Linked DNA regions of Mus musculus: regions 1 and 2 are each linked to region 3. A link is a loop called in an ENCODE intact Hi-C map of the cell type or tissue named here. Cell type or tissue: heart. All regions are shown on one strand.

Evidence for each region. A loop is a pair of places that touch in the nucleus more often than their neighbours do. Peaks named below come from ENCODE experiments on the same cell type or tissue, not always from the same donor. Only the 100,000 strongest peaks of a DNase experiment are listed, where the experiment ranks them.
Region 1: it touches region 3 in a loop (2.3-fold over the local background); 15 of 42 quality-filtered maps call a loop at or near these places.
Region 2: a loop joins it to region 3, with 6 times the contacts of the local background. A loop is called at or near these places in 8 of 42 quality-filtered maps.

The regions. Positions count from the first base shown.
Region 1 is chr11:77,096,775-77,104,774 of GRCm38, forward strand. Efcab5 (EF-hand calcium binding domain 5) reads right to left here. Exons shown (of 18, transcript NM_176965.3): 15 at 7,324-7,577; 16 at 6,456-6,739; 17 at 6,020-6,116. Among named protein-coding and RNA genes, the nearest start is that of Nsrp1, 22 kb to the left of the region's middle. In heart, a CTCF peak has its summit at 3,540 (motif pointing right); DNase peaks (open chromatin) are centred at 417 and 3,557; H3K27ac peaks cover 403 bases; H3K27me3 peaks cover 326 bases.
Region 2 is chr11:77,313,909-77,321,908 of GRCm38, forward strand. All of the region lies in intron 1 of Ssh2 (slingshot protein phosphatase 2), which reads left to right. Among named protein-coding and RNA genes, the nearest start is that of Gm24989, 73 kb to the left of the region's middle. In heart, a CTCF peak has its summit at 3,965 (motif pointing right); a DNase peak (open chromatin) is centred at 4,023.
Region 3 is chr11:77,462,876-77,470,875 of GRCm38, forward strand. It overlaps Coro6 (coronin 6), which reads left to right and starts at 1,036. Exons shown (of 10, transcript NM_139128.2): 1 at 1,036-1,235; 2 at 2,791-2,913; 3 at 3,320-3,449; 4 at 3,543-3,724; 5 at 4,349-4,468; 6 at 5,391-5,495; 7 at 5,586-5,731; 8 at 6,035-6,092; 9 at 6,182-6,412; 10 at 6,504-7,608. The coding sequence starts at 1,038. The coding sequence ends at 6,626. Ankrd13b (ankyrin repeat domain 13b) reads right to left here. Exons shown (of 15, transcript NM_001373882.1): 15 at 7,610-8,000. Mir12181 (microRNA mir-12181) reads left to right here and starts at 4,643; the gene lies at 4,643-4,699. In heart, CTCF peaks have their summits at 4,374 (motif pointing right) and 5,183 (motif pointing left); DNase peaks (open chromatin) are centred at 66, 2,146, 4,406, 5,006 and 4 weaker places; H3K4me3 peaks cover 2,081 bases; H3K27ac peaks cover 2,911 bases; H3K27me3 peaks cover 4,272 bases.

The DNA of each region.
Region 1 (8,000 bases), 370 kb before region 3:
GGCTGAGTGAAGGATGAAGGAATAAAGTTTGGGGAGCAGGCAGAGACGAAGGGCGGCAATGCTAACAGGAGAAGAGAGGATAAGCCAGCAATGGAGGAGGCTTACACTTGCCTAGCCCAGCAGCCTCACTGGATTCAGAGAGGTGTCCAGATGCATTTAGGAAAGAGTGAGAGACCTAGTAATGCCCCTGCCCCTGCAGCGCTGGGTGATTTCCTCTCATTTCATCTCAGGGTAACATCTTGGGAGTGGGGACTAAGAGTGCAGTTCCCCAGTGAACATGGCAGGACCCTTGGGAGATGTTCTAAATATGGAGGCCCGCAGACTCCCCCTCAGGCCCTAGGAGTTGGGAAGAGAGGCTGTTTCCTGTCCAGACAGTAAGGGAAGAATCCAGTCCCACCAGAAGCCAACGGTCCAAGATAAAGAACTTAGAGAAGCGTGCACACAGGAAGTCACTTCACTCTTCAAACCAGCAAATCATCACGTGGAGATGCAGGGATTCAAACACCAAAGGAGAAAGAGAGGGAGGAGAACACTGCAAGACTGCAATCATCAGTGCCCTGGGAGACCCGAGGTGAAATGTGAACAGAGGTGCAGGGGCTCTCGCTCACACCGCCCCAATCCACAGCTTAGCAGGTAAGAACTTAAAAAACAGAGAAATAAATAAATAAATAAATAAATAGGAAAAGTAAAAGCAGCACAAAGGAGGGCAGGGGATGGGAGAGAAACCAGGACGCTTGTTTACCTATTTGCAGACATGGGGAATCAAGCCTAGGGCTTTGTGCACGCCAGCTCTACGACTTAAGCTGTACTCTACCCACTAAAAATAGCACTTTGAAGATTGAGTCTAGGAGACCCAATGTCTGAATAAAGTGTTAGAAAGAAGGAACAGAAGGAAGGGAGAGGAGGGTCACCATCAGCCTCCAGGTCACCTGTGCTGGATACATGAACTACCCTCCAGCTGGCTGAGCAGAGAAGAGGTTTGTGAAGAAAAAGATGCCCCCTTCCAAGCAGACGTAGCATCAAGTCAAGGCAGGCACAGCGCTCAGTCAGTGGAATCGGGTTAGAGAGTGAGCGGACATTTGCCCACTCAGGTGTGTGTGTGGGTGGGGGGGGGGGCTTTGTGCAGCGCACAACTTGCACAGCTGTAATAGCACCCTTGATGCTATGTATGTAGGTATCCAGGAGGTGAGGACCTAGATTTCACAACTGAAGAGACCCAGCAAGAACCCAGACCAATGGGTGGAAACAGCCACACCAAGGCTTCTCACCACAAAATCTCACAGCTCTGGGGATAAAGGAGAAGCAAAACACAAGTAACATGTGCAAACTCAGAAAACAAGGAAGGCTTCCCACATCTCAATAGCAGCCTTGCAAGTCAAAAGGCCATAGAGACACAAAAGTTACACAGAAGAGCTGCCATTGATCTAACCACTTCACCCCTAAGGTCTGAGCCCAAGAGAACAGAATACTCATCTTCTTAAACAAAACAAAAGAAAACAAAACAAAACAAAATCACCACCATCCAACAAAACAACTGTAAACAAAACAGTCCTGGTAACACAATCCCAACAGTAAAAAAAACGAAGATCCCAGGGGCCCATGATCCAATACGTGGATAAGTGAGCTATAGCATATCCACGTATAGATAACTCAGGAATAAACAACTACCATTCACCAAAATGTAGACGAACCCTGCAAACACTAGGATGAGCAAACAAGACACCACCGATTGCATAATACCATTTGTACCAAAAGTCAGGACAGGCAAATCCAAACAGACAGACAGAAAGCAGATACACGGTTGCTCGGGAACAGAGTGCGAGAAGAGGGAGCCAGCACTAATGGGCTACAGCTTACTTTTGAAAATGTCATAAAATTAGATAGTGTTAATGATTGGTGTACTATCCAAACGGAGTAGTTCAGAACGCACGAGTGTATGTGACGTGATCTATGCGTCTCTTGCTTTCCTTCGAGACAGGCTGGCTTGAACTTGTTATGGACTCAAGGGTGGCCTCTTAAGCCTCTCAAGCTCTTAAGTGAGCGTAAGGCCTCTCAGCCTCTACCTCCCAAGTGCTGGCGTTGCAGGCTGGGGCCTCCATGCCTCCTTTTCTGTGGGATCGGGCGTTGATCCCTCAGCCATGCATATGTGTGGCATGGACCCTAACAAAACGACCTATGTCCCAAGTTTGGAAGCTCATGTTTTTTTAAAATGAGGTATCTCATTTAAAACACACACACACACACACACACACACACACACACAAAACAAAAAACAGACAATGAATGGATCAATGTGTCTCTGGTTAAAGAGTTTCCCCCAATCTGGTGACAGAGAGAGAGGAAGTCAAACAGAACCTCCTGAGTCCCCAAAACTCCTAAATGTCTTCAAAAGGATTTTCCCCGGCAAAGTTCAAATCAAGTACGAGTGATGAAGTGAAAACGTTTTCAGACATAAAATCCTCTTCCTCAGACAACCACTACTGGAGGAGGGCACAGAGGTCAAGGGCTTGCTCAGCTAAGTGTGGGACCCTCGGTCCTAGACCCAGCACTTAAGGAAAAGCCAGGAGAAAGGTAACTGCTATTGGGTAAGGACGACCAGTGAGAGACTTTGGAGCTGTCAGTCCTGAATGGGACACTGTTATCGAACTCCTCCCCTCAAGGCTTAAGGTCTGTGTGGAAGAGGAGACAGACAGACAGACTGACTGTAAGAGCCAGAGGTGGGGGATGAAGCCAAGGAACAACGTCTTCTAGACCCGACAAGGTTGCTACACGTACGAACTCACAGAGACTGTGACACGTTCAAGCTAGACAAAATCCCAGCACAGAGAAGGGGAAGCGGACACAAAGTTCCATCCCTAACCAAGAAGCTATTTGGAGATGGTTCCTGCTGGGAAAGGGACACTCAGTTTTCCCGGGTGGGGTGTCTATCAACCACACTCCAGATCCTATGCTCTTCCCGGCATGTCCAATCTCGGAGAGAACCTGCAGATATTGCCGGTACCATCTCATGCTTCCTGAATAAGAGATTTTTTTTTTTAACATAGCCTGTTTTTTTTTTTGGGGGGGGGTTGTTTGTTTGTTTGTTTTGTTTTGTTTCGAGACAGGGTTTCTCTGTATAGCCCTGGCCGTCCTGGAACTCACCTTGTAGACCAGGCTAGCCTCGAACTCAGAAATCCGCCTGCCTCTGCCTCCTGAGTGCTGAGATTAAAGGCGTGCGCCACCACGCCTGGCGATTTTTTTTTCAAAGCTGCAGGAAGGCCACACAAACTTTGTATAATAGATTGCCCCTGCCACAAGGGTCCTCTCCTGACACAAACAGAAAGATGCACCCAAAGAATGCTTTCTCTTTTCTCAAGAATGGAACTTAGAATTTCCTGATAGAATTTTATCTAAATGAGAGGGGACTGATATATCCCGGTGACCTAATAGCTTTGTTGGTTGCTACAGAGACTGATAACACTAAAAGGTTGTTAGTTTCAAAAGGGAAACCTGCCAATTGTTGGTTTCTGGCTGCGTCCCGGTCTATAACTTGCAGTTCTGATTTCTGCCACACGAGGGCACTATCGGAAAGCAAAACGCAGTATTTCCGTGGTCAAGGATGCTGAAGGAAAGGCTAGAGTTCAAAGACTGGGCGAGTGGTGGAAATTTGCATGTGTTCTGAGCAGAGCAGGTGGCTCTAACAGGCAAATTTGAGGCAGAGTCTAAAGAGATTCCTTTGAGGCATTGTGTCCTGCCACAGGAGCCTTTAGCAGCTCCCCAGATTGGGGGATGGGCTTATTAAGGACACACACCTGCAGGGTGTAGAATGGCAAGGCCTGTCCCTTATGCTTATTCCTTATGTCAGAGGGACTGGATTGAAGATCGGTGGGTGCCTATGTCCTTGTCCAAGAAGGGGAACATCACTCAGGAACACAAGGAATCCTGGCATTAAGCTCTAGGTGGAGGGGCTGGCAAGTTGGCGGGGTCAAAGAGGAACAAGGTCACAGGGAGAATACCAATTAGACAAACTGGTCTGCTGGAGTTCATTATAGATGTTAGTTCTCCCCCAAAGGAGGAACCAGAGACTAAAGGTGGGGGTAGGGCCAGGGAGACTGAGGTTGAAGCTAGGCATCCTGGGGGACAGATACAGGCTTCTCTGAACTCCAAAGTCCTCAAATATAAAGTATATGAGAGTATACACTGGGCAGGTCTTAATGATACAGGTCTGTAACCCTAGCCACTTAGAGCCCAAGGCAGGAGGATCACAAGTTCAAGGCCTGCCTAAGCAATTGAGTGAGACTCTTTCAAAATAAAAAGTAAACAGAGCATAGGAGGTCTAGCTTGGTGGTAGAGTGCTTACCGAGCAAGTATTCAGTAACACACACACACACACACACACACACACACACACACACAGAGCAAACAGTAAACACTATCCAGTTGTTTTTATTGCTGATTGCCGATGTTACTTGTTCCCTTCAACGATCGATCCTTAGAAGTCAGATCTGTGTGGTGCCTGTGAATGTAGGCTACCATGACTGAGCTCAGAGACATGAACTGTTGCTCATATAGAATTCCAAATAGAAGTTTCAAACCGGATTCACATTACTCATGGTGCACACTAATTCTCTGGGAGCCCCAGGCACTCTTAGGCTTCTGGGAGTGCCTCACTGTCCTAGCAACATCCTGATGGCATCACCACACCACAAGCTCAGTGCTCTGCCACCCATGTCTACAGCCTGAGGGGCGAGGCTCCCATCCCTGCCATTGCTTTTATCTTTTCCTTGTCCCTGGGGTCTCTCAGTTCTGAGCTTCGCAACCTAATATATGTATCACAGAAGCCCAGAAAGCCTCCTACTTGGTGGAGGAGAGGGAGAGAGAGAGAGAGAGAGAGAGAGAGAGAGAGAGAGAGAGAGAGAGAGAGAAGAGAGAGAGAAGAGAGAGAGCCGGAAGAAACCTGCATCTGTCCTCAGGGTGCTTAGCTCCAGGCTTGGTCTCCCCAGCCCTACCCCAATCTCCAATTCTTCCTTCGGAGAGAACTAACAGAGCCACTTCACTATTGATGATAATAATGTTTTTTTTTTGTTTTTTGTTTTGTTTTTCGAGACAGGGTTTCTCTGTATAGCCCTGGCTGTCCTGGAACTCACTCTGTAGACCAGGCTGGCCTCGAATTTAGAAATCCGCCTGCCTCTGCCTCCCGAGTGCTGGGATCAAAGGTGTGCACCACCACGCTCGGCTTGATGATAATGTTTTTGTTTGTTTTCTTTTGGAGACCGAGTCTCACGTGCAGCGCTGGCCTTGGGCTTGCAGGTCCTTTAGATCCTGGTCTTTCACACCAGGTCAGAGATGAGTGTTTCCTCAGCTGCAAAGTGGAGCAAGCAGCTTTTACTGAGTTCACCTGCACGCCTGGCCTGAGGCGTCCGGTGGAGGACTCCACGGCAGAGCAGGACTTTGCCTGTTGTGTGTGTATTTGCTTTTAGGTGTGGCCGATTCTCTGGCAAGTTCCATGTTACCTCCAACCCGAGAACCTCCTGGCTCTGCACTCTTGCCAACTCTCCTCTGAAGGGGCCACACTCCCAGCCTTTACACACTAATGATCCTTTAACAGGTCTTTATTGGAGCCAAAAATAGAAGACTTTTTGTTCACTGCTCAGTTCTTACTGAAGCTCCTTCTGTTTGCTTTGAGATGAAGGTCTTGCAATGTCACCCTGGCTGGCCCTGAACTTCTGGACTGAAGAGATCCTCCTGACTCAGCTTCCTTAGTAGTGAGAGCTATTGAAAAGCTTTGAGTGAGTACGAGCAGGCACACCTGTGAATTCTTATGTGTGGCACGGACACTTCGGGGAATAGAGCAAATTGTAGATTGTATCTTTTCTTTTAGAAACTCAAGAACATTTTTACTTTGATGTAAACGCAATTCAAGAACCATCTTGGTTTTGTTGTTGTTGTTTGCTTATTTTTTGTTTGTTTTTTCTATAACTAAAATCTCTCACAGACTTTTGCTTCTAGTATATATTTAAATTACCAGGCAGTCCCTTACCTTGGATATAGCTTGTAACGAGCTCTACATTAACCTCCACGTTGCTAGCAGTCGGATCAAGCACACAAATCTCCTCCACTAAGTACTTGTTAATATGCTGCGAACAACGAACAAAAGAAAAGCTCTGTGATCACTCAGTAGAAATGTGGTGCCCGGCTCACCAGCATACACAGCCCCAGACAGGTAAATCCTCAACAGTCATATCTCTGGGGTCAGATGTCGGGATCACGGACAGCTTTGGGGCATATGGTTTGGGGTCTGAAGGGGTCATGAGAAAGGATAAAAGATGGGCTTTTAAGATGTTGATGCGCATGCACACTTGAGAGCTCGGGTGTGGGTTCCGAGGATGCTCCTTGCTAGCCGCAGATTCTTGCATCCGCACACCTGCGAGCTCCACTGTTAAAATTTGCCCGCTAGAAATCACCCCCAAACTCACAAACTTCCATTTTTCCCACTCTTCCAAGTCGCTTAAAGAGTCTTTCTCCCGCTGAGAGAACAGAATAACTCCTTTCAGGACGTCGTGCACCAGGGCCACATTGGCTTCCACCTCCTGGAGAGTGATGTCCTGAAGGATGGAGTCGACATGATATTTGTGCTCATAGAGAAGCAGCGACACAAAGTCCATGGAATCGAGGAGGCAGAGGCATTCCTGCAGCTCCTGCAGCATGGTTCGGAAGAAAAGGATCCCAGCCCGCTTCACCTCTCCTGCCGATTCCATCTCTGGAATTACACATATTCTAATTATGAACATAACACGCACAGCATTTGGAGCATGTTATAATAAACCATTTTTCTCAGGCAAAAGAAAACCATGTCCCGTGATTTTAAGCAACTTTAGTTTCTCTGATCATGAAAAAAGAAATAGCAAAATAGAATTATATCTGATGTACTATTTAGGGATAAAACCGGAAAAAACAAACAAACAAACAAACCCAAATTTGAGTTTTATAGTTAAGGCTTAGGCTGAAGGCTTCCTCCATTATATATAAAAAATGGTGTCAAATTGTGGAGGAAAAAACAGGTGCAAAGCTCAGCTTTTTACCATCTGCTGCTTACTAAATCTCACTTTGCACATTTGTGAAATGGGCTATCCATTGCCCTCATGTGTTTCCCAGCAGATGGGCCATCTTGCCTCTTACTGGAAGGCTAAACTAAGATGATGACATGAGTCCTTGTCCTTTGCTGGGTCACAGAACAGACATTCACATGGCTAAGACTGCACAAGGGGATTCTCCGCACATGGAAAGATCGACATTCTGAAATGATTAGTTGGAAAATATACCCTGATACCATATTCACAATACCTATAACCATAGTTTTCTCGATTTCGCCAGAGAATTCGCCCAGTATTTCATAGGAGACGTTTTGGATCATCTTCACCATTTTCTGTAGATCTTTATACTCTTGGTACAGCAGCATCCTGCTCCGGCCAATGTTAACATCGAGGATGCCCATAGCCTCTTTGGTTCTCTGGCGAAGTGGAATGGCAATGTGGGTTTCTCCACCGGAAGAAGCCAAAATAACTTCTGAAGTGTCTGTGCATTTAAAGAGGAAGTCCCTGAAACCAAAACCAAATAAGCATAGGTCTCTTACAGACCGGCCTTCTCACGGCATTCCAAATCCAGATATCCTGAATTACCCTCTTCCGCTCCTCTTGCCCCATCACCTGTCATGGTTCTCTCATCTCCCCGGAACGCACCAAGTTCACATGACTGTACTTTGGCTCACCTCAGGTGGGTACGGAGCTGGTTGAGCAGCCCTTCAGCAGAGCGCCTTCCCTGACGAGCTCACTAAAGGTAGTAGTCCCAGGTTGCCCTGTACCATGAGGCTCTGCCTTGCTGTCTAACATGGCCGAGTTACACTTATCTGAAAGGTGTTTTTTGTTTTTTGGTTTTTTTTTTTTGTTTTTTTGTTTTTTTTTTTTTTAAAGCAGAGCCTGGAGCAAGGGTACTCATGCGAGTCACTTATGAGGAAGTGCTCC
Region 2 (8,000 bases), 150 kb before region 3:
TCTCTCTTAAAAACTGGCTGCTTACTCTCCACCCCTCACTTAAACACTCCTCATGTGTTGATAAGCCAAGCATATGACTAGTAATTTAATAGGAATAAAGAACATGACATAGTGAAAGGAGTCTAAGGTTTATTCTTCATTTTACTATTTCCTAGAACTGTAAATGCTCTGGACTGTATTTACTTCCTCTAGTATTATCTGGACAATCTTATATAAGCCAGGCACTGTGCTGACAAATTCCTGCCCTTACAGGGCAAAGGGATATAAATACATCCTTTTAGAAGGCTGAGTTTCCATGAACACACTGATCCCCCTCATACCTATCACCATTGCCTTGACAGAGTAGACTGTATTTTTAATCGTCTTTTGAAGCCTTTAAGATGAAGTCGTCCACACTTACTGTTTCTCAGTATTTTTAGACAGTTCTTCTCTTTATAGCCCAGACTGATCTTGAACTCATTATCCTCCCGCCTAAGCCTCGTGAGCACTGGGATTACAGGCATGTACCGTTATGCCAGGGAAATGTTAGCGCTCCCCAAGAGCACACACAGGAGCCAATCTGATGCAACTCACAGAAGAGTCTTTTATTCTATTCGAACTAGCTCGCCACCCCCTCCCCCCAACACACCACTGTCACACAGGATGGTTTGGGGGGGGGGGCTAGAACATCTATCAGGGCAAGGCTTTATAGTAAGCAGCAAGCACAGAATACGTGTGCAAACATCTAATTGGAAAGTTCCTGTGGCCTTTAAAATAATTGTCTGGTGCTGGGAGTCAGATCATAAATTTAACTTCTGCTCCCCTCTGCATTGGTGATCATTAGGTAGAAGGTGGGCTTGTAACCTGGGGGTGCAGGTTTGTTGGGGGAATAACCTGGAAACTATGCTCTTGTTGGGGATTAGCTTAGAGACTGGAGCTAGGCTCAGGATCTGTTGGGGGGCAACTTGGAAACTAATGCTATAGCAGCCTGTTAGTTGGGGGGCAACTTGGAAACTAATGCTATAGCAGCCTGTTAGTCTACCTAAGTTCAAACTTAGGTCAGGTTCTCTAAAATAGAGTCTGAATTTAAAAGCTTTGGCATCTCAGTACTACCATGCCTAGCTTTGTAAAGATTTTTTTTAAAGTACACACTCCCTGGCCTCATACTTTGCAAAATGCTGGTCAATTCTTTAAAAAGCCAGTGTTCAGAGTGGCAACGGATTTATATAATATTTGTTAATTTTTCTGATAAGCATTTCCACTGTGCCAATTTCAGGCCACCAGGGTGAGTCTCACAAAGTTCCTAAAAATTCTATAACAATTAAACCTAACAAATCAGCTATGGCACATAACTGGTTCTACCCTAGAACTAAAGAATAAAAACCTGCAGGCAGGAGGTATGGAGACAGTGTTGTTGCTAATGCTGTTCTAAAAGGGGACCAGCAGGAAAACCAGTAACAGTTTTTCTGTGTAGCCCTGGCATTCCTGGAACTCGCTCTGTAGACCAGGGTGGCCTTGAACTCAGAGACGTACCTGCTTCTGCACTGGACAACACCCCCCATCCCCAAATCGATGGTCAGAATGCTTGGATTAAAGTCATGCACCACCACAGGGCTGACTTGTTGCATCTTAAAGCCAAGGAACTGAGCTGTGAAATGGTTAAGACATGTGCTCGGCAAGCCTGACCATCTGTTAGGTCTGTGGAAGCCACAGCGTTGCATCTGAGCCACACACTTGCTGCCATCTTCCCGTGTTCTGTTCGACTGACTTGCAAAGATCACAACTGTGTTTGTTGACCTCTGACATTCTCTCATAGGAGGAACATGGAAGGTCATGGGACTCTCACCTGAGTATTCAGACACCTTTCCCAACCAGTTGTATCCAATTCTGCCCTAAATAGTCTCAAGGTCTCAGGGACTGTCAGGTGGAAAGGACCAGGGGTCTCTGTCAACACAACCGTGGGTGAGTCATGGGTGAGGGTGTGGCAGCCCCTCATCCATTGCTGTAAGCAAGCTTAATAAACCATTGGTTCCCCGATGAACTTTGGTAGAGCAATGCCTCAGCTTGGGATTGCAGGAGGATGGGGTAACTTGTCTATATGTATTTTATGTTCTCTATATTTATATAGGCATAATATTTTTATATTGTCTCTATATAGACATAAACAGTCTCCTCCAGTGAAGGAATTTTAGCAATACTCAATAGACACACATGTTGCCCTCCATAATAATACAGTTTTTAATTAAAAAACCCGAGGAACTGATTATCAGTAGAAAAGATAATATTACAAGTGCACAGTAAGCACTATAAATAGGTAATACTATATATATGTATATGTATACATATATGCAGAATAAGGATTATAGATAGAAGACACCCAGCGAAAGCTCCCCACAGCAACTCAGTTTCCTCTGAGCTGGACTATGCCTCTTCAAAAGCTGTTGACTGAGGACATTTTATTTTTCAGAATTGCAATTGTTTTAATGAAATTTGAATCAAGCTTTAGTCTTTGAGGAAGCAGCTGATTTAGTTGTTTTGGTTTTACAGTTCCAGTGTTGGGCATATTAGACAAGCATTCTATCACTGGTATGTCCCCAGCCTCCCTCCACTTACCCCCTTTTAGACAGGTTCTCTCCATGTAGCTTAGGCTGGGCTGGAACTCTATTGTATCACAGGCTAGTCTAAAAATTAGGATCCTCTTGTCTCTGTCTCCCAGGATCATAGGCGTTGTACTAGTTTATATTTTGTAGTAATTTAAGGAAAATATTTAGGCTAAACAGATTTCAGCAGTTAGGAGTAAGTACTGCTTTTGCAGAAGACCTGAGTTTGATTCTCAACTCCCACATCTGGCAGCTCACAACCATCTGTTAACTGCAGAGCATTAACACATTCTTCTAGCCTTCATGAGGACCTGCACTTGGATCTCACAAATAATCTAAAAAACAAAATGCTTCATAAATAGCGGGTAACTCACAAAAATTTCCTGTTGCTTCAACTGATAGGCAAGAAAGCTTTATTTAGGTTTTCTTTTAATCCTGTCATAATAGGAGTAAGATATGACTTTGACTTCATTTGCAATTGTTGCATACTTTAACTTATTTTTACTTTACTAGATGTTATATTTTTATAAAGTATGAATAGGTTGAATTTTTGGTCTGGCTCCTGATTCCAGCCAGTATCAACATTCTTTCTTGGTGTTCTGTCCTGTTCCTTGTGCCCACATGTTCAGCTAGCTAGTCACCAGAATTGGAAGAGGTGCTTGAAGATGACTGCAGATTCTTTGCTGCTGCTTCCCCAGAAGAGGAATCTAGTTCCTCTCCTGGAATCTGGGTTGTCCTTTAATGCATCAAGAGAGTGTAACATAGTGGCATTACACTATTGCCAGCTCCAAGCCTAGCATCCTTTTAGAGCCCTGGGCTGCTATGCAAGAAGCCAACCCTGAAACTACTCTCCTTTGAGGGGGCCCAAGCCATATTAGAGCTCACATTAGGCACTGCAATGTACCTTCAGTTTTACAGCCATCCAGGTCAAAACAACAGTTGTGAGACTGAAGCTGCTTGGATCTTCATGTATTCGCTGTACAACAGCACTGAGTGAATAATAAGTATTGAGTGAACACCCAGCTAAGTGCTCCTGGGATTCATTTGTTACAAACCAATTAATAATCTATGCAACTGGTTTCACCTCCATTTTCTTTGCTCCTAGGAAATAGGCTAAGCTTTCTCTTAACAAGTAATCCAAACACTAGGAATGGTACCTGTATTAAGCAGAGTTTTCTAGAGATACAGAACCAACCGAATTCACACACACACACAAAGCATGTTCATAGACGTATATTCTCTGGTGCAACACAGCACACAGGACCAAGTTCTCAAAACAGTAGATGGGACGTGTTAGCAGTTCCAATCTAGTGCAGAAAGCCTGAGAGCTCCCTGGAGAGCCACTGGTCTATAAGGAATGACTGAAGACAATGGAGTTTGTTGTCAGTAGATGGCAGCAAATATAGATGAATCATTCAAATAGAAATGAGCCGGGGCAAGCATTTGCTGCTTTCCTCTGGCTTCTTCCTTTTTCAACTGGGATGCCATTTGGGAGGGACCGTCCACACTTAAGAGTGGATCTCCCCACTCCCTACTTGCTCTCACATGTTAGTCCTCTCTGTACACATCTCCACATTCACTCAGATGCCTTTCACCAGTTCTAGACACCTTTAAATCCAGCCATGGTGACAACCAGTAGAGTTGTCACAGTGCCTTTACATCCTCCTGCTTCCACAGACCAGAAGCACAGCACTATCTTTAGTTCCAAAGTGCACACTTCCTCTTAAAAGGCCACTATTGATTTTTTTCCTGACACCCCCTAGCCCCCCCCCATTATTAGTTTATTGCCAAGGGCAGAGAAAACTGATAAATTATATCTACCATATCTAGTTAATGGATAATCCAGTTTCCTGGCTATAGAGCTGTCATGGTAGGATACCTAGCATTGTGGAACCATAACAGTAAGACTACTTGATAGCTTTAACCCCCAATTCTACCTTTGTTCCAGCAATGCACAACTACTCAATGCTCCTCAAATGTGAAACTTGTTTCCACTTATTCTTGTAAAAGTAACTTTTATTCTCCTATAGTAATTGTCATCTCTTATTTTTACTGCCTTTTTCTGCTAACCTAGGCCTAGTCCTAGAAGCCTCTAGCCTCTATAGAATCTTATCTAAGCCTAGAATGTTGTCACTGCTAAATAAGCTCACCCTTTCTAGGTCTTTCTGAACTCTGGCTGGCTAGTCAACTCAGCTGTTCCTGGCTCAAAACTTGGCTTTACATTAATTGATTCAATCTGGCTTCTCTCAGCTTCTCCTAAATTGCTCTGTTTTGTATAATACAAACTTTGGCAGTATATTCTGATCTTTTGGCTCCTTATTCTCTGGTTTGTTCTGTCTTCACCTGTGTCTACCATGTTCCCTCTCTGAAACCTCTCTTTATAACTGTCCTGGTAAAACTGCCTCCTTTCTACTTCCTCTCTCTCTGCACTGCACACTTAAGTAGCTTCCCTTTCCTCTCTCCTTTGAGAGTTGGGCAGATCCTATTCTGTCAAATATTTCTCTGATTCATCACTTTGTTTGCCACCAATTAGATATCACTTTCAAACATGGGTGCTTCTTTCTACAAACTAAATTTATCTTCATTGTTTGGGATTCAGGGTAAGTCTGTATTCCTGCCAGACAAATTAAAGTTGTGTGCTAATGCTGAGCCATATCATGACTAGAAACAGGTCTTTTTTTTTTTTTTTTCCTTCAGTAAATAACACAATCTTGAGATACACAGTGTGATCAGATAGCCTGTAACATTTTCGGTTCTTTGTGCCTCTGCCTGAAATAAGTCTGCTTTTACTACTTGACAAAACTTTCTAGTTCAAGCCCAACGTAAAAGTTAACTTAGCTAAAACACTTTCCAATCCTAGAGTTATTTCTTCCTCTGATGCTTCTATGCTATACTGTCCAACTTTGCTTTGGTCCAAGTGAGGCAATTAACATTTTTAATAGAACTTTCTCCTTGAGTTACAATGTGAAATATCCAAGGATAAGGATCAGTCTTATTTACTGGCTAGAAAATAAGACATTGGTGAGTTGATATTGAATGTATGCATACAGAAATAAAAACAAGTAAATTGTTTGCTTAGCCAAAAGGAAAGCCTTAGGGCCCAAATCACCTCCTGAAAAAACAAGCAACACAACAAAGTTCTTCAAACTTGTTAAAGCTAACAGGTTGCAAATACATAGTCCATACTTGCTGGAAATGTATAACCAGTTGGTTTTAAGTGTTTGCCTATAAGAAATCTCACTAGTTAATCACTACAGCCACTTGATTTTGCCTCTTCCTCTAGTCCCATCTTGTACCTAGGGCACTGTGATGACAGGTGGGATTAGGCATGGTTCTTGAACTAAAACAAAACAAAACAAATCAAACAAACAAAAAAAAACCTTACAGTTTAATGGTGAAAGATAAATGAAGAACCCACTCATAACCTAGAAACAGAACTGGATGGTGCTAGAGTAAAGATAGAATTGGAGGGAAACAGATATTTCCAGGTGATAGAAGAAATAGCATTAATGTCTGGCATTTGAAACCAACTTTGAGCTGGGCAGTGGTGGTGGTAACACCTTTAATCCCAGCACTTGGGAGGCAGAGGCAGGCGGATTTCTGAGTTCGAGGCCAGCCTGGTCTACAGAGTGAGTTCCAGGACAGCCAGGGCTACACAGAGAAACCCTGTCTTGAAACACACACACACACACACACACACACACACACACACAAGAAACAAGCTTTGAAGACTGGTGTGAAGATTAAATGATTATTATATTCTGTATATATTGATTAGTGGTGGAAATTACTACAGTGGAAATTATTCCCTAACCAGTTTTTTCCCAAATAACCACACAGAGACCTTTTAATATTTCAAAGCCTTAGGCCTTGGCTGGGTACACTCTCAACTAGCTCACCTGTCTTAGTCAGGGTTTCTATTCCTGCACAAACATCATGACCAAGAAGCAAGTTGGGGAGGAAAGGGTTTATTCAGCTTACACTTCCATACTGCTGTTCATCACCAAGGAAGTCAGGACTGGAACTCAAGCAGGTCAGAAAGCAGGAGCCGATGCAGAGGCCATGGAGGGATGTTCTTTACTGGCTTGCCTCCCCTGGCTTGCTCAGCCTGCTCTCTTATAGAACCCAAGACTACCAGCCCAGAGATGGTCCCACCCACAAGGGGCCTTTCCCCCTTGATCACTAATTGAGAAAATGCCTGACAGTTGTATCTCATGGAGGCATTTCCTCAACTGAAGCTCCTTTCTCTGTGATAACCCCAGCTGTGTCAAGTTGACACAGAACTAGCCAATACATCACCTAAGTTAAACTAACTACCTAGCTCCAGCCAGCCAGAAGGTGATGAGTTACACTTTCTAGGCCTGTGATCATATCTGTCTCCTCCCATGTCCTGGTGTAAAGGCTTTCTGCCTTCTTCCTCCCAGAGTTCCTTTCTTCCTCCCAGGAAGTCCTACCTTCCACTTCTTACCCAACTTGTTGACTATTGGATTTTTATTAAAGCCAATTAGAGAATGCCTTAGGTAGGTGAAGGACAGAGACACAGTACAGAGTACCACAACACTGGTGAAGAATATACAACAGGGAAGAAGGGTCATCCATGGTGATATAAGAGCAGGAACAAGTCAGGAGAATAATAAATGAATATACAATATTGGAACATATGGAAACTAAAAGGAATTCGGGGAAACTATTGCTTACACTTTGGACCACCCATTGTTTTTCACAGCCTGTGTCTCTGCAAATGAGGCTTGGGTGCTTACACTTTCCCCAGACTGTATTAGTTATCTTTTTTATTGCTGTGACAGAAAGCAACTCACATTTTTAAAGGGAATACTATCCATCATGGTGGGAAGGGTGTGGTGGCTCTTTAGTAGCAGGAGCTTGCAGCAGCTGCTTATGTTATCCTAGTGAGGCTGTAAAAAGAGACAAATGCTGATGCTTATCAGGATTTCTCCTTCCTCTTACTCAGTCTTAGATCCCACCCCCGTGGGAGGGTGCTACCCTGTTTAGGTTGAGTCCTTCCTCCTTAATTAAGTATCTCTATAAACACTGTCACAGAAATGCCCAAAAATGTGTCTTCTGGATTATTCTAAATCCAGTCAATGGAAATTAACCACATTACAGTGACCTATTTTTATGTGCAAGTATTAGACAGGTTGGTAAGAATACATGTCTTTCAATCTATAGTTGAATGCACATCTAGAATCACCTACCATCCTGTTTCCTGATCATTTTTTTCTATCAAGAAATCATCACACATTTTAAATAAAATCTGCTTAACAATAAAGCTCTGAAAATAAAATGGCATGAGTGTGTGTGTGTGTGTGTGTGTAAGATGATCATTTAATTGATTAGCTTTCTTTCTTCTGTATCAAGTTATTTTGCCCACAACAAAACTAAAAGTTATCCTACACTTTTCTC
Region 3 (8,000 bases):
TGTCTATATTTGGCCGGACAGCGGCTGGCGAGGAGACACCTAGTCTCACAGGAACGCACTGCCGGGGCAGGAGGCTGGAGGAGGGGGCGAGTAGGCCGGCCTTCAGGCCTGGGGCTACAGAAGTGGTTTGAAGGGCACAAGGATGCCCGGGCAGGGGAGGGGCAGGAAGCAGTTGGCCTTTGGGAGAACCTGCTGTGTCCCCTTGGGAAAAGTAGCAAGCATTGCTAAGCTCCTAGCTCCAGAAGCCGAAGTCGTAGAACCAGAAAGAGGACCTCACCTCCTCCCTGGTTGCACATCTGGTCCTTGCAGGTGGGGTCGAGGGCCCCCACCCTCAAGAGAACGGACTAGCCAGCCCAGGCATCGCACCCAAGAGGCTGGACCAAAGTATGATATTTGTGTCAGATGACCATAGCCAGGACTCCCCCACCCCACCCCATCCGGAGAAATCAGTGCATGGGGAAATAGACAGAAGGAAGATCGCCCTACTCCCACATACCCCACACCACCGGAGGAATCTTTTAAAAAGAGTAGGAAGCAGGGCTAACAAAAGGACCTCTTCTCTTGGCCAAGCTGTAGAAAAAGACACACCGGCTTGAACTCAGCGATGTGAATATGGGATCTTGAGGGCTGCAGTCCTACCTAGCCTTGAGCTACGGTCCACTGACTAAAAGAGAAGGTGTTGGGTGGGGAGCCTTTCAGAGAGACAAACACTTGCAAAGAGGTCTCATACATGACTAGCAGCATGAGGGGACCCCCTGATATTCCTCCTCAAAACATTAGGTCTTGGAGGAAGTTTCAGCCCTGTGTCAGCCTCTGCTATCCCGGCTAGCCTGTGTGTCTAAGAAGCGGTGAGATTCCCCATCCTTGTCCCTCATATTAAACAACATGAGACAGATGTCAAAAACCAGCCTCCAACTTTGGTCACTTTGAAGATCCTGGCCAGATAATCCTACTCACTCACTCCTCCCTTCCACAGCTCGCAGGATTAAGGACCAACGTGCCTCTAGACTCTGATACTCCCTATCTTTGCCCCAGCCATGAGCCGGCGTGTTGTTCGGCAGAGCAAGTTCCGCCACGTGTTTGGTCAGGCAGCAAAGGCTGACCAGGCCTATGAGGACATCCGGGTATCCAAGGTCACATGGGACAGCGCCTTCTGTGCCGTCAACCCCAAATTTCTAGCCATTATTGTGGAGGCTGGAGGTGGAGGTGCCTTCATTGTCCTGCCTCTGGCCAAGGTGAGGGGTGAGGGGAAGAAAGCAATTGGGAGGGCACTGGCTAGGGTCTCTGGGATATATCCCACACTAGCCTTTTCTCACTGAAGTCCAGGCCTCCAGAAGGGCAGTCTGTGTGGACTGGGTACTCTGTCTTTGCCAAACCCACAAAGAATGGTGGAGAACAGCAACATCAGCGTGACCTGTGCGCCCGATCTCTAGGCCACAGAGCACTGTGTTCCTAGCAGAAACCAAGATGGGTGTTAGTGATGGAGATGGTTGGGATACAGCAGACCAAGGTCCAGTCAGACTCTAACCTTATCTTTACCTAGTGTCAGAGAAAGGCAGAGTCAGAGAGATGGAGAGAGACACACAGACACACACAGAAACAGAGAGAGACAGAGATACAGAGAGAGAGAGAGAGAGAGAGAGAGAGAGAGAGAGAGAGAGAGAGAGAGAGAGAGGTGTTCAGACTCTGATCCTGGGAGTGGGATGAAACTAAAAAGAGAAGTTACAATAGTCAGAGCCTTCCCTCCCCTGCACATGAGGGAAAGGGCCAGGCACTGACTGCCACCTTTGCAGACACGTAGCCATCTGTACCCCAGGAGAGATACCCCAAAGCATAACCTTGACCTAGATACTGAGCCCTATACCTTGCTAAAGAAGACCTCACAAGTGGTGGGGTCAGGACAGGCCTGACAATAGCCTATGACTCACGCTGGACAATGCAGACACCATCCAGAGACAGCATCCCAAGGGCTCACATTTCAGCCCGAGCCACCTCCTCCCCCAGTGTGACTGCCATGTCAATGGCATTTAGTCACCCTCTCTCCCAGACTATGTGCTTTGGGCCAATGCCAACCCCTGCAGAGTCTTCAGAGCTCCCACAACTTACTCATGAAGACAAAAAGAAAGACGAGTGCCAGCCCCTGGTAAGGGACACTCAGCACCAAGACTGCGTGCTGCCTATGACTCCAAGGTGAAACCAAGGGAGAGGTCTGCCCCAGGGGCTAAGCCACTGCCGTCAGAGTCACTCACTCAGACCTCTCTCTCCAGGGGCTTGCCAAAGGTCCTCCAACTTGGGGGACAGGTTCAAGCACATCCTCCTCACAGGGCATGTGGGTTCACGCCCATGAGCCCAGCACTGGGAAGACCGAGGCAAGATCAGCCTAGGCTAATCAACATAATGAGACCTTAACTTGAGTCTGGGTTCCGTGTCCTGCTGTGGGTACTTTGTTAGGTCAGCCTGTCTCTCTGAATCAGACTTCCTAATACAAAGGCATTCACACTGTGCATCTCCAGCAAAGTTCAAAGAGTAGACTGAGGGTGGGGGTGGGGTTAAATTCTGAAAAAGGTCTGCAAAGAGAAAACTAATAACACAGATTTGAGAGGTAAACAAATCTACTGCCCACTTCAAAACCACATACAGGAGAGCAAGGGCCTGGGATGCAGCTCATTGGTTGACCATTTACTTAACAAGTGCTGGGCCCTGAGTTCCGTTCCCAGCGGTGCTTGTGCACACACACACACACACACACGAATGACAGTGAACCCATATCACCCTCTCTGACCCCTCCAGACAGGACGAGTGGATAAGAACTACCCACTGGTCACTGGGCACACTGGCCCTGTGCTGGACATTGACTGGTGCCCACACAATGACAACGTCATCGCCAGTGCCTCAGATGACACCACAGTCATGGTAGGAGACTAGTGGATGCTGCCAAGCTGGGCTGGGGAACGGGGAGGTGTCTCACCTGTGCTGGGGAAGATAATAGAAGGGGTAGAGGCCAGGAGCTCTGCCCTGTCCTGCCCAGTTCCCAGATTATTTTTAGTTAAATACATACCTGCGCCCTCCCAGAGGGCACTGCCTAGAACTAATTATAACCATGGATAACTTGGGGCCCTAAGAGCAGGGGTACAGCACTCTGAAGTTTTCTTGACAGAGTAAGGCAGTCTTTGGAGAGCTCACAACTGCTGCTTCACGGTGCTGGTACCACCAAGTTTTTTTTCCTGTATTTGACCCGTACCACTCAAGAAGACCAATAGCACTAAGTGTGTGAGCCATCTCTGAATCCCACCTGCTTGTTGCCTTTCTTCCTACCTAGGTGTGGCAGATTCCAGACTACACCCCTGTAAGAAACATCACAGAACCTGTCATCACACTCGAGGGCCACTCCAAGCGTGTGGGCATCCTGTCTTGGCATCCTACTGCCAGGAATGTCCTGCTCAGTGCAGGTCTGGGGTGGGGCTAAGGAGGGTCCCTTCTGTAGATGAGGGTGGGAGTGAGGAAGGAGAGCCTCGGATGATACGCCTGGTCACTCTGGACAGGGGGTGATAATGTGATCATCATCTGGAATGTGGGCACTGGGGAGGTACTGCTGAGCCTGGACGACATACACCCTGACGTCATCCACAGCGTGTGTTGGAACAGCAATGGTAGCCTGCTAGCCACCACCTGCAAGGACAAGACCTTGCGCATCATTGACCCCCGGAAGAGTCAAGTGGTTGCGGTGAGTGCCTGGCCTGGCTGCCTATTCCCTAGCTAGCACCCCCTTGTTCAACACCAGCCGTTAGTGCCTGATACCCAGTCATCAGAGCCTCTGGTCCCAGCTTTTACCTGTCTTATCCCTACTCCGGAGATTAGTCATGACCCAACCCCCTCCGCACCCCTTGCAGGCTCAACAGCCTCAATCCCTCCTACCCTGAGTAAACTCCCAGACTGCAACCCGGTTCGCTCCCCTCCCATACATCTAAGAGCTCCGAGGAGGGCTCCTTGCTTTGAGATTGAGGAGGGAGAAGCTGGAAACTCCATCCTCCAACCAGAACCTGCATGAAACCTGAGCTTCAGGACCCTCTCCTCTCAGATATCCAACGCCATCTTCCAGGGTCTGGGGCCTGACTACCGAGACCTGACCCCCTTTCCACCCATTGACCCACTGGGTGGGGATGAAATAACCCTCAAGCGTGGCTTATCCCAGCTGGGTGCCCTGGGAGGCCAGTGGCCCTGTCCTGGCCAGCCTCCTTCTAACCTGGGAAGTCGGGTGCCTGCATGTCTGCTTGGAGCACAGGCGTGGTGCGGCTGGGAGCCGGAGGGCGGGTGGGCGGGCACTCTAACCCACTAACCCTGCGAGCAGGAGCGAGCCCGGCCTCACGAGGGCGCCCGCCCACTGCGGGCCGTCTTCACCGCAGACGGGAAGCTGCTCAGCACCGGCTTCAGCAGGATGAGTGAGCGGCAACTCGCACTCTGGGACCCGGTAGGCCAGGCGGAGGCGGGCGCATTGGCTCGCTTTGCAGGGTCAACCAGGAGCACCCTCCTGAGTGGTGGCCCAACCCAAGAGGCCCAAGTGGAGCACGGGGCTCCCTTGTGGATAGAACACCACTGCAACCCTAGGATGCCTGCAGACATCACCCGCCCCAGGGATCAGCCTTTGAGGGTGCATAAGGACTGGAACCTGCTGAGAGCTCCAGGCCTCTTGCTCTCTCACAGCCCTGATCTCCAGGCCATGGTCCTGCCACTGACCTCGGAGAAGCTGAGTTCTTAGACTCCTTTTCCCCACCCCCACCCCCACCCCACACTCAGGTTGGCAAGGTTGCTCAGATTTCCATCTCCCGAAGGCAGGCAGCAAGGTGATGCTCCTCCCTTCTCCCCCTTCCTCCCAGGAGAGGTTTGCAGCCCACGAGGGGATGAGACCCATGCGGGCTGTCTTCACGCGGCTGGGTCATATCTTCACCACGGGATTCACCCGCATGAGCCAGCGAGAGCTAGGCCTGTGGGACCCGGTAACACAGTTGGAGGCTTGGGATGTGTGCCCCGGGGGCTGGCATCACGGGCGAGGGGCCAGACGCCCTGCACCCGCAGGGTATGCCCATTCCGACAGGGCTGAAGGTTGCTGCCACCTCACACCCAACACTGCCCAGTTTTGCTGCGTCGCCTGAAGGAGCTCGCGCTGGCGCCCCCTCCTGGTGATGCCAAGTCCCTGGGGGTGGTTTGCTGTGACTGCATGCAACCGCACAGGGTGTTCCTGTGTGAGGGAAAGGGAAAGATGCATCTAGAAGAGCCTGTAGCTCTCACCAGAGCTGTCTTGGAAACGCATGGGATTTGGGGTGGCTATAAAGCGAATTCTGATGTAACCCGGGAGGAAGAACAGGGCTGGTCACTCTCCCTGTGCTCGGCAGAACAATTTCGAAGAGCCAGTGGCCCTGCAGGAGATGGACACAAGCAACGGAGTGTTACTACCATTCTACGATCCTGACTCCAGCATCGTCTACTTGTGTGGCAAGGTGCTGGAGGCTGGGCTGGAAGAACCAGGGCCAGGATGAAGATGTGAGCACGCTGTCTGGCAGTGCCATCTAAATTGGCTGGTTTTGCAGGGTGACAGTAGCATTCGGTACTTTGAAATTACGGAAGAACCACCTTTCGTGCATTATCTGAACACATTTAGCAGCAAAGAACCGCAACGGGGTATGGGTTTCATGCCCAAGCGGGGACTGGATGTCAGCAAATGTGAAATCGCCAGGTCAGCACTTTTGTCCCTCCTGTCCCCCTGCCTCTATTTCTCATGTCAGCTCCCGGGCTTCCCCTAATTGTGCTGTTCTTTGGGGAAAAAAGAAAGGAGCCATACTAGTCTTTTTCAGTGACAGTCCCAGCATTGTCCTACTAGCCTGACATTCCAACAGAGGTGTTTTAACCCAACACTGATAATGTGTGAATGGTAATTACTCGGCGTGGTGTTGACTTTCAACACCTTAGTCACAGACATAGGGATTTTAAAAAAGGATGGGGAGTCAGCAGGAATGTTGAATTTCCCCCTCCCTCATAGGTTCTACAAGCTGCACGAACGAAAGTGTGAACCCATCATCATGACTGTACCGCGAAAGGTGAGGAAGGAGGGCGTTGGCTGGAAAGCATCAAAACAGCCATCCACTGCTCAGCTCATACAGGCCCTCCTGTCCTCCCACCCCCTCAGTCAGACCTGTTCCAGGATGACCTATACCCAGACACGCCTGGCCCTGAGCCTGCCCTGGAAGCTGATGAGTGGCTATCAGGTCAGGATGCAGAACCTGTGCTCATTTCGCTGAAGGAAGGCTACGTTCCCCCCAAACACCGTGAGCTTCGGGTCACCAAACGCAACATCCTAGATGTGCGCCCGCCGGCCAGTCCTCGGCGCAGCCAGTCCGCCAGCGAGGCCCCCTTGTCGGTAAGCTCTGAGATCTGACCACGCCACCCTGACTCTATCCCCTGCCTCCTGCTCTCTGCCATGGTCTCTTCTGTCTCCCACATGCCAGCAGCAGCACACCCTGGAGACATTGCTGGAGGAGATAAAGGCCCTCCGAGATCGAGTGCAGGCCCAAGAGGAGCGCATCACTGCGTTGGAAAACATGCTCTGTGAGCTGGTGGACGGCACAGACTAGCACTGCCTACGCGCTGCAAAGCTCTGCACACTGCAGACTCAATGGGGCAGGGCGCACCGACTGGCAGCACCGGCTTTTGGTCTGGAACTCTGCACCCTGCCTCGTGGGGTTGGAATCAGGGGAGGGATCAGAAAAGAAACTCCATCTCCCACAAGAGGCCTGAACACACAGATCTTAAGTGGCAGGGACTGAGCTCCGTACTAGGTCCCCAAACATTGCAAGATCAGGCCTCGGGGAAGCCTGGGGTAATGTGGCCTTAGCAGTGGTGCTTCATGGTGAGGTGGTGTCCCTCTCTGTCCCTTACCCTGGGCAGGGGAAGTGCTTAGTATTAGCGTGATCCTGGGGATGCTGAGGGGCCTAGGCCTGACCTCACAGGAATGGCGATTCAACAGATATCCCCAGAACCTCAGGAAATTTCCAATATTTCTCCTAATAAGCAGCACCCTGTTTCTATTGCCAGAAGAGCTTAACCCACTGGCTTCAACCATAATTCTATGGCAGAGGGCTCTTCCCATCTTCTCACTTCCAAAGACGGCAGCTTCTTGGAGACAAACAGACCCCACCAGAGAAATCTCAGGAGAACAGGCACACGGAAGCAGGTTCAACACACACACACACACACACACACACACACACACACACACACACACACACACACCAGCACTCTGCTGACTCTTATAGAAACACTGAGGCATTACTAATGAAATACTTCACTAAGTACAAGTCTGTGCCTCCTGCACAGAAAGCCAATATGCTGCCCCCATTCCCCAAGGCACCATGAGGGAACCAGGCCTTGCCCAAACTAGGGGGCACCTCAGTCCTTTTTGGAAAACTGAGGAGACCTAGCAAATGCAAGCTGGACTGAGGACCCATCAGGCAGCTTTTTATCCCAGGTCATCCATCTTTGCATTGAGGTTCCCAAGACCCCACCCACCTCCCACCCCTGTGGGCACTTCTCCCCAATAAAGTTAAGTAGAAATGCATCTGGTTTGAAACCGCTTTTATTTGTGCCTCAGAATCAGTCTGGTGCCCCTGGCATCAGGGAAGGGAAGAGGAAGAACAATTTTGCTTTGTTGCTCTTTTCTTGACCCCCTTTTGTGCCCCTTCTGAGCCCCTGGCAGAGAGAAGCCAGCCAGAAGGCAGCCCAGGACAAGGGTGTGGCCCCTGCTTCGTGGGGCCTGTGCTTCTTTAGGTGGGTAGGGTGGAAAAGGGAGAGCCGGGGTTAGCACCATTGGATAAAGGGTGTTAGTCGGCCCCTGAATGGGGGCAAGAGGGGTGCACAACCACAGAGGGCTAGCAGCAGCTGGTAGGAAGGGGTGGGTGGTGACAGTGGTGCCAGGGCCCTCATCAACCCTTTTGTGTCGGTTCTAGTGC